Linked DNA regions of Homo sapiens: all the other regions are linked to region 4. The links are chromatin contacts, found by Hi-C or POLR2A ChIA-PET in ENCODE. All regions are on one chromosome and are shown on one strand. Each heading gives the region's core, a stretch centred on a gene start or an enhancer-like site at or near the end of the contact. The rest is flanking DNA. Distances are from core to core; before and after follow the strand shown. Region 1 overlaps CFAP20DC-DT (CFAP20DC divergent transcript). Region 2 overlaps FHIT (fragile histidine triad diadenosine triphosphatase). Region 3 overlaps CFAP20DC-DT (CFAP20DC divergent transcript). Region 4 overlaps FHIT (fragile histidine triad diadenosine triphosphatase). Region 5 overlaps CFAP20DC-DT (CFAP20DC divergent transcript).

Region 1 (2,700 bases), core at 56-2,555, 250 kb after region 4:
TGAATGGCAACTCTGCCAGATTCTGTACTAAGTGCTTGACACACATTCTCTCTTAGCCTGACAAAGCTGGCAGTATTTTCTCCACATTATACACATGAAGCCTGAGACTCAGAGGCTAAACGACTCTGCCAAGGTCCCAGAGCTAGTGAATGTGGAGTTGTTGTTTGAGTCCAAGTTCACTCTGATTCCAAAGTCCATGCTCTTCCCATGACTGACCCCTAGCTTTCAGTGACTTGATGTTCAGTTATGTCACTTATTTAGAGTTAGAGGTCCAAAACATTTCACCATCAGCTAAGAGATATGACAGGGTTCAGCCAGATTGGCTGCATGACCTGGACAAATCATTCCACCTCTTGATGGATACCCCACCACCTGAAGATTGGGCACAGAAAGAAGAATCCAAGAAACTCTCAGGGAAAATGCTCCACCATTTTCAGAGGTCAATGTTTGGTTTCTGCAACTCCTCAAAACCCCACCATTAGCTGAGAATACTTTCTGCAACATCTACCAGCAGGGTATTTCTTCCTTTGTGATGTTCTTGAGAAGTCAACTCCCCACTTGCTTCTCCGTTGCCTCCAAGGCTTTAAGTGCCTCCCAGTTAAAGGGCCATATATGATTGTGAACCTTGGTGAGGAAGGTCCCTCATCTCCTTTGCCTCCCCTGGGTACTCTGTGAAACTACTTGCAGTTTTGTGCCTGCTGTAAATCAAAACACCCAGGCAGAGAGCCTGCTGACCAGTGCTTGTGGTCATGAACTCTTTTGTGGGCCTGGGAGGCCTGAGAGATGCAGCTGCTCTTACAGTCTCTGGTATTTGCTGTTTTGCTTCCCATTTTCCCCTTCCACACTAAAAATCCTTGGGGTCAGGCCCTCTGCTGATGGTCACACTGAGCTGGCTCAACCAGACTTACTGAGTCCTAACGACACACTTGATGTGGTATGATGTCATCACTGCTATTTAATATTTATCTAGGGCACTCAGTGTACTTGGTACCACTTAGAAAGGCAATGTCCTCAGCCTCTTTTACCTTCATTGCTGCAAAGAATTTGACCCTGTGGGACTTAACTTGCTCCAAGATCTGTCATTGCTGACTTTCATAACCTTGGAGCTCTGTCCCCTGCAGGTGTCCAGGGACTGTCTGGGTTGTGTCACCTTCTGACACTAACTATCACGATTATGAATGTGACCTTAAGCACAGACCTCCTGATGCCCCAAATTAGCCCAAACAGGCACCAACCAGCTGGCCCTGTGGAAACGTCACTGACTCAGCGTTTCTTTTCCTGCTTCTGCCCTTGGCATTTGCAGTCTGAGCTCAGGAGTCTAGCTTGCTGCCATTTGTGAGAAGTCACATGCCCAGTGCCATCCTTTGTACCCAGGGGCCCTCACACTCCAAGGTCCTCTGAGGCATTATTTCTTTAAAGCTCCAGGCGAGTGTCACTGGGGCTGGCTTTTAAAAGTTTGTTGACCAACTTGCTTGACACTCTGTCGAAGCCGAAGCTGAATCCACCTTTCTACCTCGGACACCTAAGGTGAATCCTGCTCTAATCACCTTCTTGGCTGCTCGGCTGACTCCTACTTTCAGCAGTTTCTTGCTTTCAACAGCTTGTTTAAGGCCCCTCAAATGGGCTGTCAGGCTCCAAAGGAGGGATGGTGCTAGAAACAGTGGAGAGCTAAAAATAAACACCTTCACAGACAGGGACAGACACACTGTGCAAATAGATTACCCGGCTACCCTCCAGACCTGATTGCATTGCAGACCTCATTGCTTCTTATTAGGAGACGGTAAAGTGTTTGCATAGGTAGCTCTGCAATTCACAGGTACTAGAAACCATTTTTAAATTGTCCATCAGCTGGGCAGTGACAGGCAGAAATCTATTGTTTGCAGAATGGGTACAACCTGTCCAAATGGGCTCCCTGCAAGGTAGTCACCACCAAGGACAAAACATCCTATTCTTAAAGTAAGCACTAAAGTTTGACTTAAATAATATATCTTTTGAGGTTTCTAACTTTTATTAAATATAATTAATTATGTAATGTTTGCCTGTGCAAAAGTTCAGAGGCTTGGAAATCAACAAATATATTTGTCTGAGCACACCAATGCAGTTATTCAATCCAGAGGACCATCTTTATTCTGTTTCTAGGACAAAGTTTATCAAATATTTGTTGCAATAATACAAGCAGACACCTGTGAGCACCCTCTGTTGCACGATGCTACTCATTCATGATTTCAGGCACATACCATGTCCTAGGCATCCTATATCTGTTACCTCTGTTTCTTACCTAAGTCCCACAAGGTTATTTTTGTAATAAAGAAAGTAAGATATTTGAGCAGGTAAGTAACTTGTCCCAGCCCAGTAGCAAAATGATGGTGCCTGTAAAAGAGTAACCACTTGGGGACTGTCAATTTTGTGGCAGGTGTTTTGCTATGGGCCCTATGGATGGAATCACAGAGCAGGAAGCAGTTGTAACTCAGGGCTCAGACACCTTGGAATATGGCCAGCTCCTCCTTTCTTCCTGTTGTTCAGTCAGGTGTGCTAGCCAGGGGGAGCGGGGACAGGTGATCCTCAGTGCCTTTGCTGGGAGGATCAGAGGGGATGCATCAGTGTCAGTACTGGGTGACATAAGCCTCATTCCAGATTGACCTGGCCACATGCTAGGCTGTTTTTGTAGACAGGTTGTGGCTTACAGAATTCTGATAGGTG
Region 2 (2,700 bases), core at 161-2,660, 150 kb before region 4:
ACACTACCATTTGTCTCCCACAAGGTCAGAATAGCCAGAGGACTCTTCCCATATGAAATACCCCATATTCTTCCTTAATGGCTTATGTTTATAGCAGATTTCCTGAGTAGAAGCTTAAAGTAATCAGACATTAATTAAACCACCTCTAAACATAACCAGAAGGTGTGATACTTCACCTCCCCAAACATTTTCAGCCTTCCTTTAATGCAATTAAAACCATAGCCTAGAGCAAAGAGCATGAAAAGTAGCAAGGAGTTGGCTTGCTGGATAATTTATATCATTTTTATACATAACTTCGCACTTACTCTCAGGCGGAAATGGAGAACTGTCTAATCCCGCACATTTGAAGCCAATGGTCCCCATGAGAATACTATAAATTAACACACAATGAAATTGCATCTAAATTATTAATGGGTGATATTTCTGAATAAGCAGGAGATACCATCTATCTATTCTCACCTCTGTTGGTTTTTTCCTACTTCTAGGATGGCCCCGAAGCCGGACAGACTGTGAAGGTGAGTGCTTATTATGTGCATACAAATTAATAAGAGGCGATTATGAGAACTAATAAAAAATCACAACGAGTCATATGCAGCACATTGCTGTTTCATTATGTTATCTTCGAGGTCAGAGAGACCCTCAGTGTTAGAGCCGTAAATCCTGACATTATAAACTCTGCCAAACAATATGTTTCCCATTGGTTTACAAGACATTTACTTTTAGTAGTAAAATTATTATTGTGCAAACGCTAAAACAGAAACTAAATCAAGGAGTCCGGAAACATAAGTCAAAGTGGTTCATGTGAGAGAGTGTCTAGGAAATAGCATGTGAGCTTCCTGTGGGTTTGTGCAGCCCCATGTTAAGCCTGGGGTGTCTTTGACACACCTTTGCTTCTTGACATAGTCTGCTTTTGCTTCATTGTTTTTGAGTGAAGCAATAACCGCAGCAGTAGCATCAAGCTGCCTCCCTTCCTTTCTGTTCTCCTGTGCTTCTCTCTGTTCTCCTTCTCGTCACCCCCACACCTACTCTTTTCCTCCCTGTGTACTTAATACCAAAGTTCAAACCTAATGGAGTCAGTGGAGCTCAAAGATGGGTTTTTAAGTGTGCTAGGAGAAGAAAGGAGGATTTATTAGGATAGTCTCTGCTTCTGTAGTAAAAATAAAATAATAAAATCCTGGCTGATTCAGAAGCTGGGTTTCAGCTCTTTTCATACAAATGCTAATTCCTATACGGGTAGATTCTGCACCTAAGTCATAGAAAAGGCTCTATTTTTGGTGCTAGAAGTCAGAAGCAAGTCAGGCTGGGATGTTAATGTTACACTTTGTTGAAATAAAGTTTAATGCTTCGAAGACTAGCTGTGAGTGGATAAGGTGCTGCCCACACAAACAATGCCAAATAAACGTAAGTTCCCTTTTGATCTTACTTTACTTTTGTCTTTAACACAGCTATTCTGGGACTTTTAAAATACAATCTCTGGGAAATACTTCTAAGCAGTGAAAGTTTATGTAGGGACTGCCACCATATGGGCTACCAAATTCCTTATCATAAAAAAGGGCTAGCCTCCTAATTGCTCTACACACAGGGTATGGTGATAGACACAGAGGCTTTCAGCTTTCCTCTGTCCCACTGTCTCACCTCCATGTGAGGCTCTAAATATACGGATGCAAAGAAAGGATTTAATACCTGTGGCTTCTTTTTGAAATCACTTCTTGAAATGCAAAACACAAATGTTTAAACTTGGTTCCAAGATTTTTTAAAACTCAGTATTCAAATGTAAATTCCAACTATACCGGATTAGTTAGATGCACTATGCAATATCTATTTGATGGAATTCCTTCAGCCATTGAAAGCGATACTGTAGAGGCATAGCTAGTGACATGGGGGAATGCACAAACTGTATTAAGTGGGATGCACAGAATGATAATAGGTGCATAGTAAGCATAGCTAAAACTTATATGAATAGATAGGTTATATGATCTCAAAATTTCATTTAGCCATTCTAAAGCGGGATAGAAAATATTTGCTATGCAACAGGCTCTGAATAGAGATAGAAAGTAGATTAGTGGTTGCCAGGGACTGGGACAAGGAAGGAATGGGGAATGATTCCTAATGGATACAGGTTCTTTTAGGGTAATGAAAACGTTGTGGACTTAGTGGTGATGGTTGTGCAACATTGTGAATATAATAAAGCCACTGAATTGTACGTTTTAAAATGGTGAATTTTATCATATTTGAATTATCTCTTGACTAAAAATAATAAACACACACACACAAAACAAATAAGCAGTGAGCCTAGCTGGGCTGATAACTATGGCTACAGATTGTGTAACTCCAATAGTAATTACTTTTTGATGTCCCAATTATCTGGCCAAAATGTGTAATGTTTTTGTTACCTTTGATGGTGATGATGATGGACTAATTCTTAACATATAGTACTTATATATGAATTGTTGAATGTGGTTATTGTTATCATCACCCTGATTATTTAGCTTAAGTTGAACTTTTTAAAACGATTCTGTTTTTTAAATCAGCAGGTTATGCTGTTTTGCACATCTTTCAGTTGTTTCCAACCTGATCACAGAAGTTTCCTGATATGAAATAATGGGGATATCTTGACTCGTTTGTAGAATATGGTGGTTATAAGAAAACCACCATACACACACACACACACACACACACACACACACACACACACACACA
Region 3 (2,700 bases), core at 117-2,616, 150 kb after region 4:
AGGAAGGATCCATGGACAATGAGTTCTTGATTTTGCTATGTAGGGATGTTCTCTAGAACAAAGACAAAAACTAACCTCTGCTTTTTTGGAGATTTGCATATAGCCTTTTGGATAGCCCTGAATGCAAGAAAGTAAAATTACTTTTTTCAAAAAATTACTTGACTACCATGCAATAAGAAGTACTTCAAAGCCCCCATGCCTCCTCTTGTAGTGAACTGATTTTTCATGGGTAGTTGGTCTCCTGGGTATCACGAGTAGGTCTGGGGAAATGCTGCATATATTCATTTAAAATTGTCTCTGTGCTGATGGCTAAGAAAGTTCCCTGGGACTGATGCACTAGAGTGGTCTGCATAATTGAACACTGTGTCTGCAAATAAGACTAATAACCATAGTTGTTCAAATGATTACCATATCATAGATCTTAATAGTCTACCAGAAATGCTTCTGATGGTACTGCTTTTTTTAATTTTTTTCATGATCAGCTAACCTTACACAGGGCAGTTATCCATACAATTGGATTAGCCACTCACTTGTCTCTTGGCCATTTGCCTACTCGCCTCTTTTCTGAATCTAATTTCTCCACCTATAAAATGTGGAAATTGGACTAGATGACCTCTGAGGTTCTTGAAAGATCTGACCTTCTGGGTTTGGGATAATGAAAACATCCTCTTTCAGATACTCAATATGTATTGAAGGTCTGTGACCTGCCAAGGTTACCCAGCTTGTAAGAGGTAGAGCTGGTATTCTGAGTCTCCAAAGCCCTTAGTTTTAACCAGTATGCTTCTGTGTCCAAAGGAAAAATAGAGAGCAGAGCCACTCACTGGGAGAACCACCCAAAAGGTTTAGAGAAATATGTGCACATCCTGCTGTTAATTGGCCAAGTAGCATCCTGTTGTCAGTAGAGCTGAATGTGGAGCTCAGGAAACCAGTGAGCCACAGGTTTGGCTTTTGTGTTTGTTGATGAAATTCTCTGTGAAGGTTAGTTGTACAACCTTCTGACTACCATTTGATAAATAAAGATGAGTCTGCTAGATCCCCAAGAAATAGGGGAGACAGAGCCAACAACTTGGTATAACTCCCTCACCAACACCACCTTGCACATATGCACACACACATATGCACACACACACAGTGACAGCAGCAGCTCGGTATAGTACATCCAGGGGAGAGAATTATGTTTTATTTCAGTGATCTTAGTTAACACATCTTCGTGAAATGTGATGCCCAATGGGCACAAGTGAAATATTTCAATGCTCAACACTGCACTGAAGGAAGTCTCCTGTCATCAAAGCTATTTCAGCAACCTCTCAGTCCACACCACTTCCTCATGGCCACGGGACCTGGAGGGGGCTGGGTGGAATGCTCTGCAGGCAGAACAAGCCACAGCCTGGACTCCAGTTTCCTCCAGACCATGCCATCTGAGGCTGTGCTCCAGCTGCCGTTTCTGCTTGGCAGGGGCAAAGCTGAGTGATGAAGACCTCGAGTGTTAGTGTCTGGACCCAAATCATGGCTTCACTATTTTCTTTGCTTGGGGGTGGTACTTGATCTGTCTCAGTTTCCTGCTTTATAAAAGGAGGATAAATAATGGTAATAGCTTCAGTCAAAGGGCACTTATGAAGATGAATTGAGATTAACCATATCATAAGGGTTTAATTCTGTCCTTGGCAAATAATATGCACTATATTAGTTTCCTATGGCTGCTGTAACAAATTGCCACAAACTTGGTGGCTTAACACTGTACAAATTTACTATCTTTCAGCTTTGGAGGTCAGACATTTGAAATCAGTTTCACTGGGCTAAAGTCAAGGTATTGGCAGACCATCATTCCTTATGGAGGTTCTGGGAGAGAATCAGTTTCCTTGTCTTTTCCAACTTTCAGAGGCCACCTTTGTCACTTGGCTCATGGCCCGTCTTCTATCTTCAAAGTGCATCACTCCAACCTCTGCTTCTGTCATCCCATCTCTGTCTTCCACCTTTGACTCTCCTGCCTCCCTCTTATAATGCCCATGGTGTTTGCATCAGGCCCACCTGGATCATACAGGCTAATCTCCCCACTTCAAGATTCTCAGTCATAACCTCTAATGTTTCTTATGCCACGTAAGGTAACATATTCACAGGTTCCAGGGTTGAGGACGCGGACATCTCTTAGGGGCCACTATTCAGCCTACCCCATGCATGGAAACATAAGTTTTACGATTACGCTTATTCCTTTGTGCCCTTTTTCTTTCATTTAGATAAAATGCACATGTGGTAAACAGATAAATCTTAAAGGTAGAATTTATGAACGTTTACATTTTGAACCCCTCTAACCACCCCTCAAGTCAAGATGAGAACATTTACAGCTCCTTACACCCCTCCCCATCAATACCCTCCTCTACCCGGAGGTCATCCCTAGCCTTATGCTTATTTTCATTCATTACTTTTGCCTGTTCTTGGAGTCATAGGAACAGAATCATACTGTATTTGTTTTGTATCGGGCTTCTTTCACTCGATATAATGTCTGTGACTCAATCAGGTTGTGAAGTGCAGTAGTTTGTTCTTTTTGGCACCGTCTGATATTATGTTTAGCGTTTCCCTGTCTTGTCTATACATTCAGCACCTGACCATAAATATACTACTGTTTGATAGAGTTTGGCTGTGTCCCCATCCTAATCTCATCTTGAACTGTAGTTCCCATAATCCCCATGTGTTATAGGCACC
Region 4 (2,700 bases), core at 8-2,507:
GTTGGTACTTGCCAGATCTCCCCATCATTCTTTGAGCATTTCTTTATATTCTGGTACAAAAAAGATGCTCCAGGATCATCTTATACTGTCCCTGTCCAGCCTTGGAATCAGCCACTTCTCCAAGCAGCTCTGGTTCCTGTCCGTGTAGAATGATTTTAGAAATCAAGATCTGGGTGCTTAGCATGCTTATTGTTCCTGTGATGTCAATGCTTTGAGACCCAGTCAACACAGAGCTAGGAAATATGTACATATAAGTCCACACAAACACACACTTATTATTATTTCCATATCTGGGTATGTGTATATGTTTACACATAAGCCACATGAATTCATATCAGTATCTTCAATTCAAATCTAAGTCTTTTCCCCCTTCCACATTTATAAATACCTTCTCTGACAGAAACTTGGTTCCCATTATCCTTAATATATATACTCATTTGTTCAATATTAGCCTTCACTGCCCACCACCTGCGTACATCTCATCCTCTGCTCTGCTTCCTCACACACTAGAAACACCACTGCCCCCATCCATGCAGCACCCCTCTCCCCACGTTGCCCTGCATGTTCAGTTACAGAGCAGGCTGCCATCACTACCCACCTCCACAAGACACCCCTCGCTCCTGCCTCCTCAGATGCTATCATTTCTCTCCAAGAAAGAAAGGGAAAAGGCTGGGCACGATGGCTCACACCTGTAATCCCAGCACTTTGGGAGGCCGAGGCAGGTGAATCACAAGGTCAGGAGTTTGAGACCATCGTGGCCAACATGGTGAAACCCCGTCTATACTAAAAATACAAAAAATTAGCCAGGCGTAGTGGCGGGCGCCTGTAATCCCAGCTACTTGGGAGGCTGAGGCAAGAGAATCACTGGAACCCAGGAGGTGGAGGTTGGAGTGAGCCGAGATCGCTCCACTGCACTCCAGCACTCCATCTCAAAAAAAAAAAAAAAAAAAAAAAAAGAAGGTGGGAAAAGGAAGGAAGATCACCATTTATGTCTTTTTGCTGATAGATGATGTGGGAAACTCCCATACACCTTTCACAGCAGTCACACATATGTTGAATGGGCAAACCATTCTTTGACATCTACTCACTCCCTTTTACTCTCTCTGCATTACTTACTTGTCTCCAAGGCTGTGTCTAAGCATAGTTGAAGACAGAAATCATTTAATAATATTCAGCTGAGCCAACTGGCCATAAAGCTGAGACTCCAATTAGGGGAACTGGAAGCTCTGGGCAGTGGTGTCAGGGGACCAGCAGGTGGCGCCCGTAAGTTCTACTCTAAACCTTTCTGTATCCAGGCTTGTTCACTACCTTCTTTCACCACCTGGTTTCTCTCTATCAGAGCTCTTTAAAAATATGTTAGCATTCACAGTTCCCAGTATCGCTGCAGACATAAATGTTGAGAAATGCATTCTTGTTTTCCTTCCCAAGGCACCAATAGTACAAAGACAAGCATAAAGCCCCTTAGGATACAAAAAAAAAAAAAAAAACCCAGCACTTTGCACAGCATAGTCATAAGTGACGTCACTCTGTAATCTTTAACAGGAGTGGTGTTTTCCACGCTCATAGGACAAACTGACTCTTGAATCTTTGTTAGGCCTCCCTGTCTAATCGATATGTAAGTTTCTCTAGGGAAAGAATAGGGTGGAATATTATTTGTATAATCTTGTCCTATGAAAATATGAAAGAGATTATTGGCAACATTTTTGATAACCTGGTGGAATAAAACTCCAAGCCCTGCCTAAGGTAAATTATCATAAATCTTATATGTCAGGAACGTGGTAGAGAGTTGCAGGTAGGCAGTGAAGTGGCCAGAATGTTTAAAAAAAAAAATATTCTGACCTGGAATCTGTGGCAGAGTGGAGAGAGTTGCGGTGACATATCTGATCTCATTAGTGCTTAAGGTTCCTCACGCAGAGATGGAGAAATGACAGTGTATCGCTCATTCCTGCCCTCTGAAGCCTTTCCATTAGAAATGCTGCAATTTAATCTCACATGTCACAAATCAAACCCCAACTTGAAAACTGCTTCCCCTGAAAAGGTGAACACATTCCATGCCTTGTGGAAGGAACTCCAGTGCCCCTCAGAGGAAGTGCTGTGTCCCCGATAGCAGCTGGTAATATCAGCTCCACATTTGAAAGGACCCCAGGCATCAGTATTCAGAGACTGCGATTGTTACATTAGCGTGACTTTTTGCAACTTATGTGACTTTGGGTGAGTTGTTGAAATTCCACTTGACTCAGTTTCTTTATTCACTAATTGAGCATAATCTCCACCATTCAGGGTGGTTGTGGGGATTAAAGGAGAGTTAAAAAAAAAAAAAATACTCAGCCGGGGAGCTAAGTACTTGATAAATAGAAGCTGTAACTTATTATTGCTTACTGTTACTTCCAGACTCTGAGCTAAGGGCTTTATATTGTTTACTTCCTTAATTCCCACAGAATTAGATAGATATTATAAAAAGCCATTTTGCAAAGAAGGAAACTGAGTCTTAGAGAAATTAGATAACATTGCTACATTATACAGCTAGAAAAATGGTACATTCCAAAGCTAATGAAATCTTTCTGTAATGTTACACTGCTACTTGTATATTGGAAATAAAATTTGTTATGCCTTACAATTGAGTATACTACTAAGAAGAATGGTCTGCATCTATATTCCTTTGTGAGAGAAGGCTGTAATTTTCCTCCCTTGTGATTTTTA
Region 5 (2,700 bases), core at 116-2,615, 200 kb after region 4:
TAAAATGGGAAATTTTGTTATATATATTTTTCTCTAATGAAAAACATCATGAGAAAAAAATAAGACAAAACAGAGCTAAGCAAATATTTTCACAATTAAACATCCTCTGCAGTTCCTTCAGCTAAATAACAGAATTCAAAACCAGATCATCTAACTTTTAGTTCAGTGCTAAATCCATTACAACAGTTAGCCTCATTTCTGTGACCTTAAATTACATATTCATTGATTCATGCAAATCATTTTTTTCATTCTTCAGACATTTATAGAATGCCTAGTAAGTGCTCAGTGATCAAAAACTGGTGGTGAGGGGTGAATGGAAGGAACAGATGTCAACATGTGGTCTATCTATGTCCGGTTCTGTCCCCAAAGGCTTTTTATGGGCTGTATGAGTTAAGCTTTCCTTCAATGTTATGAATCATGATCATCCCCATTTTAGGACTGAGGACCCGAGGCTAAGGCAGGTTAAGTGGACTTGCCCACGGTGCCTCTAGCAAGTAGCAGAATTGGGATTGGAGCCTAGATCTGCCAGAATCAAAGTTTTCCATGCCTCATGCTGTTTTTACTCTTTCTCTTTCTCTCAAATTTCCATGGATTCTTGGCTCTCCCCATTGTTGTTAGGAACCACAGATAGCTTCCGAAAGGAAAAGAAGCCCCTTGCTGATGGCTCTGAAGTTCAGGGTCGATCAAGGTTGCCTGTGTTCTGGGTGAGAGTGAGGATCAGATCTGGCAGTGATTGCACTGCAGCTGGAGGAGCCCCCTGACCTACCGTGGGGGGTTTGTGTGCAAGAATTACAAATTGTTGGTGTCAGGCAGAGCAAATAAAAAAGCATCTGTAACAGGCAAGGGGAGCTGCAGGCCCCCAAGGCCAGGATCCAAGCAAGCAGCAGGTGTGCCCTCCGCTTTCCACAGGTTGCCAGACAAGACAGCAGTAGGTTCTGCCAAAGGGTTGGCTCTGTGTATTCATTAGCAGCACATTCCTGAACCTCTGCAAGCTCCTTCTGGGCTGCGAAATGATCAAGGGACCACAGAGGGACCCTGCAGACCAGGCCCATCCAATTGCAGGCCTTTTTTGCTACAATGAGCAGAGAGGTTGAGGAGAGTAGGGAGCAGGATGAGATAAGGAAAAGTAGAGGTGATTCAGACCCATGCCAAGGGCCAAGAGCAAGTCTCTTCTTGCCTTCTGCCCAGCTGTGCCACCTTAAATTCTACCTCTCTACTGCTTCTTTTGAGACTGCATTGAAGAATTTCTGTTTTCCCCTGCAAGTGCACAAGACTTGTTCCTGCATTCATAAGAGCCTTATTATCTCTGCATTTTGGGAACGCGTATATTTCCAGATCAGCGAGAGAAGACGATGAGCAACTCAGGAAATGAGCACTTCCACTTACCACTGAATCTTCACTTCATTACAAAACAGTATGCCCTGCCTTCATTTACTCCATCACATGAGGTTGTAACATACCACACGGTCTCCTGCTCATTAATACTGCTAAGGAGCATTTGCAAAGTATTTGAAGTCAGCCCGCTCTGTCTTTCTCTCTGCTCGTTCCCTGTGGTGCCGTCCAGTTTCTGGGATGAAGCTGAATCAATAAACATGTTCTGTTTGTTGAGACTTTCTGTCTTCCAATTAGAAGATAGAGGCAAAATATGCCGCTTTATTATATAGAGACAGCAGTCAATTTTGGCTCGATGCTGAGTGGGAAATGCTGATTTTTCAGATGTTTTGTAACAGAAACAAACAAAGCATCACTTGGAAAGCAACAGGATTTTTCTTAGCCAAACTGTACACAAATGGGTTCTTTCAGCAGCCCAAGGAAGGAGGAAGCAAGTAGGAATGCAGCCCTACGGGACTTCAGCTGGCCACTCACTCACGCTTGTGTGTGTGATCCAACGTGAAGCGGCAGCACAGAAACCTGTCAGACGGCATCCTGTCTCCTAGTTATTAAAAACTCTGCTTTGCCCAGGCGAGTTCTCAAATCCCTATGCAGTCTGGATCTTTGGCATGCGGGAGGCAAAGTGCCGAGATCCATATACCACCATACGGGCTGCTACTCATGAGCCTTTGCTCTAAAAGCTGAAAATGTAAGTCCTCTGGGGTCTTCACATTTTTGAACACCACACACAGGCCTTCTTGTTTCCTGGCAGACACTGCTTTGGACTCTTTGGGACTAAAAACTTTTCAACTAAAATCTTGAAGTCGGTTCAGGAATGTCTTATGCTTGTGGTTCATTGCTAACATCAATATATTGAGAAAGAGAATAGGGTGGTGAGAGAGCAGGAGGAGCAAGAGAAAGGGAAAGAGAGAAGGGAAGAAAGAATGGGAGGGAGTGACGGAGGGAAGGAAGAGAAAACACACTAGTCTGAGAGTCAGAAGACTTAGATTTTACTTACAGCTCTGCTCATTGTTAACCTCAGTAACACAGGTCAAGACTCTCCTTTTTTTGGATGGATAATAATTTAAAAATCTGATAAGGTTTTATCACAGATGTGTTAACATGAGGTCAAATTAGAAGATGAGTATGAAGGCGCTTTGTTGCCAGTGTAACCCAAATAAAACAGGGCCACCTTGAGGCTAGCCTAAGCATAAAGCTATTCAACCACATGTACACTCTCCAAAGTGTCTTGAATAGCAATGTACGAATAGGCGCCCTGGCTCATGCCTGTAACCCCAACACTTTGGGAGGCCAAGGTGGGAAGACGGC

What was found. A loop is a pair of places that touch in the nucleus more often than their neighbours do. ChIA-PET counts read pairs that join two places held with the same protein, here RNA polymerase II (POLR2A). Pooled maps may share reads with other maps.
Region 1: a loop to region 4 is called in a map of heart right ventricle, with 16 times the contacts of the local background. The contact joins two enhancer-like sites. A Hi-C loop is called at or near these places in 4 of 168 maps with a recorded cell type or tissue (PC-3, Right ventricle myocardium inferior and heart right ventricle) and 7 of 50 pooled maps. POLR2A ChIA-PET finds 5 or more read pairs at or near these places in 3 of 52 experiments (BJ, GM12878 and HepG2).
Region 2: a loop to region 4 is called in a pooled map, with 2.2 times the contacts of the local background. The contact joins two enhancer-like sites. A Hi-C loop is called at or near these places in 1 of 168 maps with a recorded cell type or tissue (CD8-positive, alpha-beta T cell) and 9 of 50 pooled maps. POLR2A ChIA-PET finds 5 or more read pairs at or near these places in 2 of 52 experiments (WTC11 and activated T-cell).
Region 3: a map of naive thymus-derived CD4-positive, alpha-beta T cell shows a loop between it and region 4 (7-fold over the local background). The contact joins two enhancer-like sites. A Hi-C loop is called at or near these places in 2 of 168 maps with a recorded cell type or tissue (heart right ventricle and naive thymus-derived CD4-positive, alpha-beta T cell) and 5 of 50 pooled maps. POLR2A ChIA-PET finds 5 or more read pairs at or near these places in 2 of 52 experiments (OCI-LY7 and WTC11).
Region 5: a loop to region 4 is called in a map of mammary epithelial cell, with 12 times the contacts of the local background. The contact joins two enhancer-like sites. A Hi-C loop is called at or near these places in 4 of 168 maps with a recorded cell type or tissue (Caco-2, HepG2, IMR-90 and 1 more) and 3 of 50 pooled maps. POLR2A ChIA-PET finds 5 or more read pairs at or near these places in 1 of 52 experiments (B cell).

Annotation. Positions count from the first base shown.
Region 1 is chr3:59,605,321-59,608,020 of GRCh38, reverse strand. All of the region lies in intron 6 of CFAP20DC-DT (CFAP20DC divergent transcript), which reads right to left. Among named protein-coding and RNA genes, the nearest start is that of CFAP20DC-DT, 520 kb to the right of the region's middle. Within about 2 kb of position 1,305, at least 3 of the 41 ENCODE cell types and tissues checked have a DNase peak (open chromatin) inside an H3K27ac peak, as active enhancers do.
Region 2 is chr3:60,009,186-60,011,885 of GRCh38, reverse strand. It overlaps FHIT (fragile histidine triad diadenosine triphosphatase), which reads left to right. Exons shown (of 10, transcript NM_002012.4): 7 at 486-515. Among named protein-coding and RNA genes, the nearest start is that of MIR548BB, 610 kb to the left of the region's middle. RefSeq lists a silencer at 802-1,011. Within about 2 kb of position 1,410, at least 4 of the 41 ENCODE cell types and tissues checked have a DNase peak (open chromatin) inside an H3K27ac peak, as active enhancers do.
Region 3 is chr3:59,708,562-59,711,261 of GRCh38, reverse strand. The region is part of intron 6 of CFAP20DC-DT (CFAP20DC divergent transcript); the gene reads right to left. Among named protein-coding and RNA genes, the nearest start is that of CFAP20DC-DT, 620 kb to the right of the region's middle. Within about 2 kb of position 1,366, at least 2 of the 41 ENCODE cell types and tissues checked have a DNase peak (open chromatin) inside an H3K27ac peak, as active enhancers do.
Region 4 is chr3:59,856,493-59,859,192 of GRCh38, reverse strand. The region is part of intron 8 of FHIT (fragile histidine triad diadenosine triphosphatase); the gene reads left to right. All of the region lies in intron 1 of LOC105377113 (a long non-coding RNA gene), which reads right to left. Among named protein-coding and RNA genes, the nearest start is that of MIR548BB, 760 kb to the left of the region's middle. Within about 2 kb of position 1,257, at least 2 of the 41 ENCODE cell types and tissues checked have a DNase peak (open chromatin) inside an H3K27ac peak, as active enhancers do.
Region 5 is chr3:59,653,461-59,656,160 of GRCh38, reverse strand. The region is part of intron 6 of CFAP20DC-DT (CFAP20DC divergent transcript); the gene reads right to left. All of the region lies in intron 1 of LOC339902 (hCG1813818), which reads left to right. Among named protein-coding and RNA genes, the nearest start is that of CFAP20DC-DT, 570 kb to the right of the region's middle. Within about 2 kb of position 1,365, at least 9 of the 41 ENCODE cell types and tissues checked have a DNase peak (open chromatin) inside an H3K27ac peak, as active enhancers do.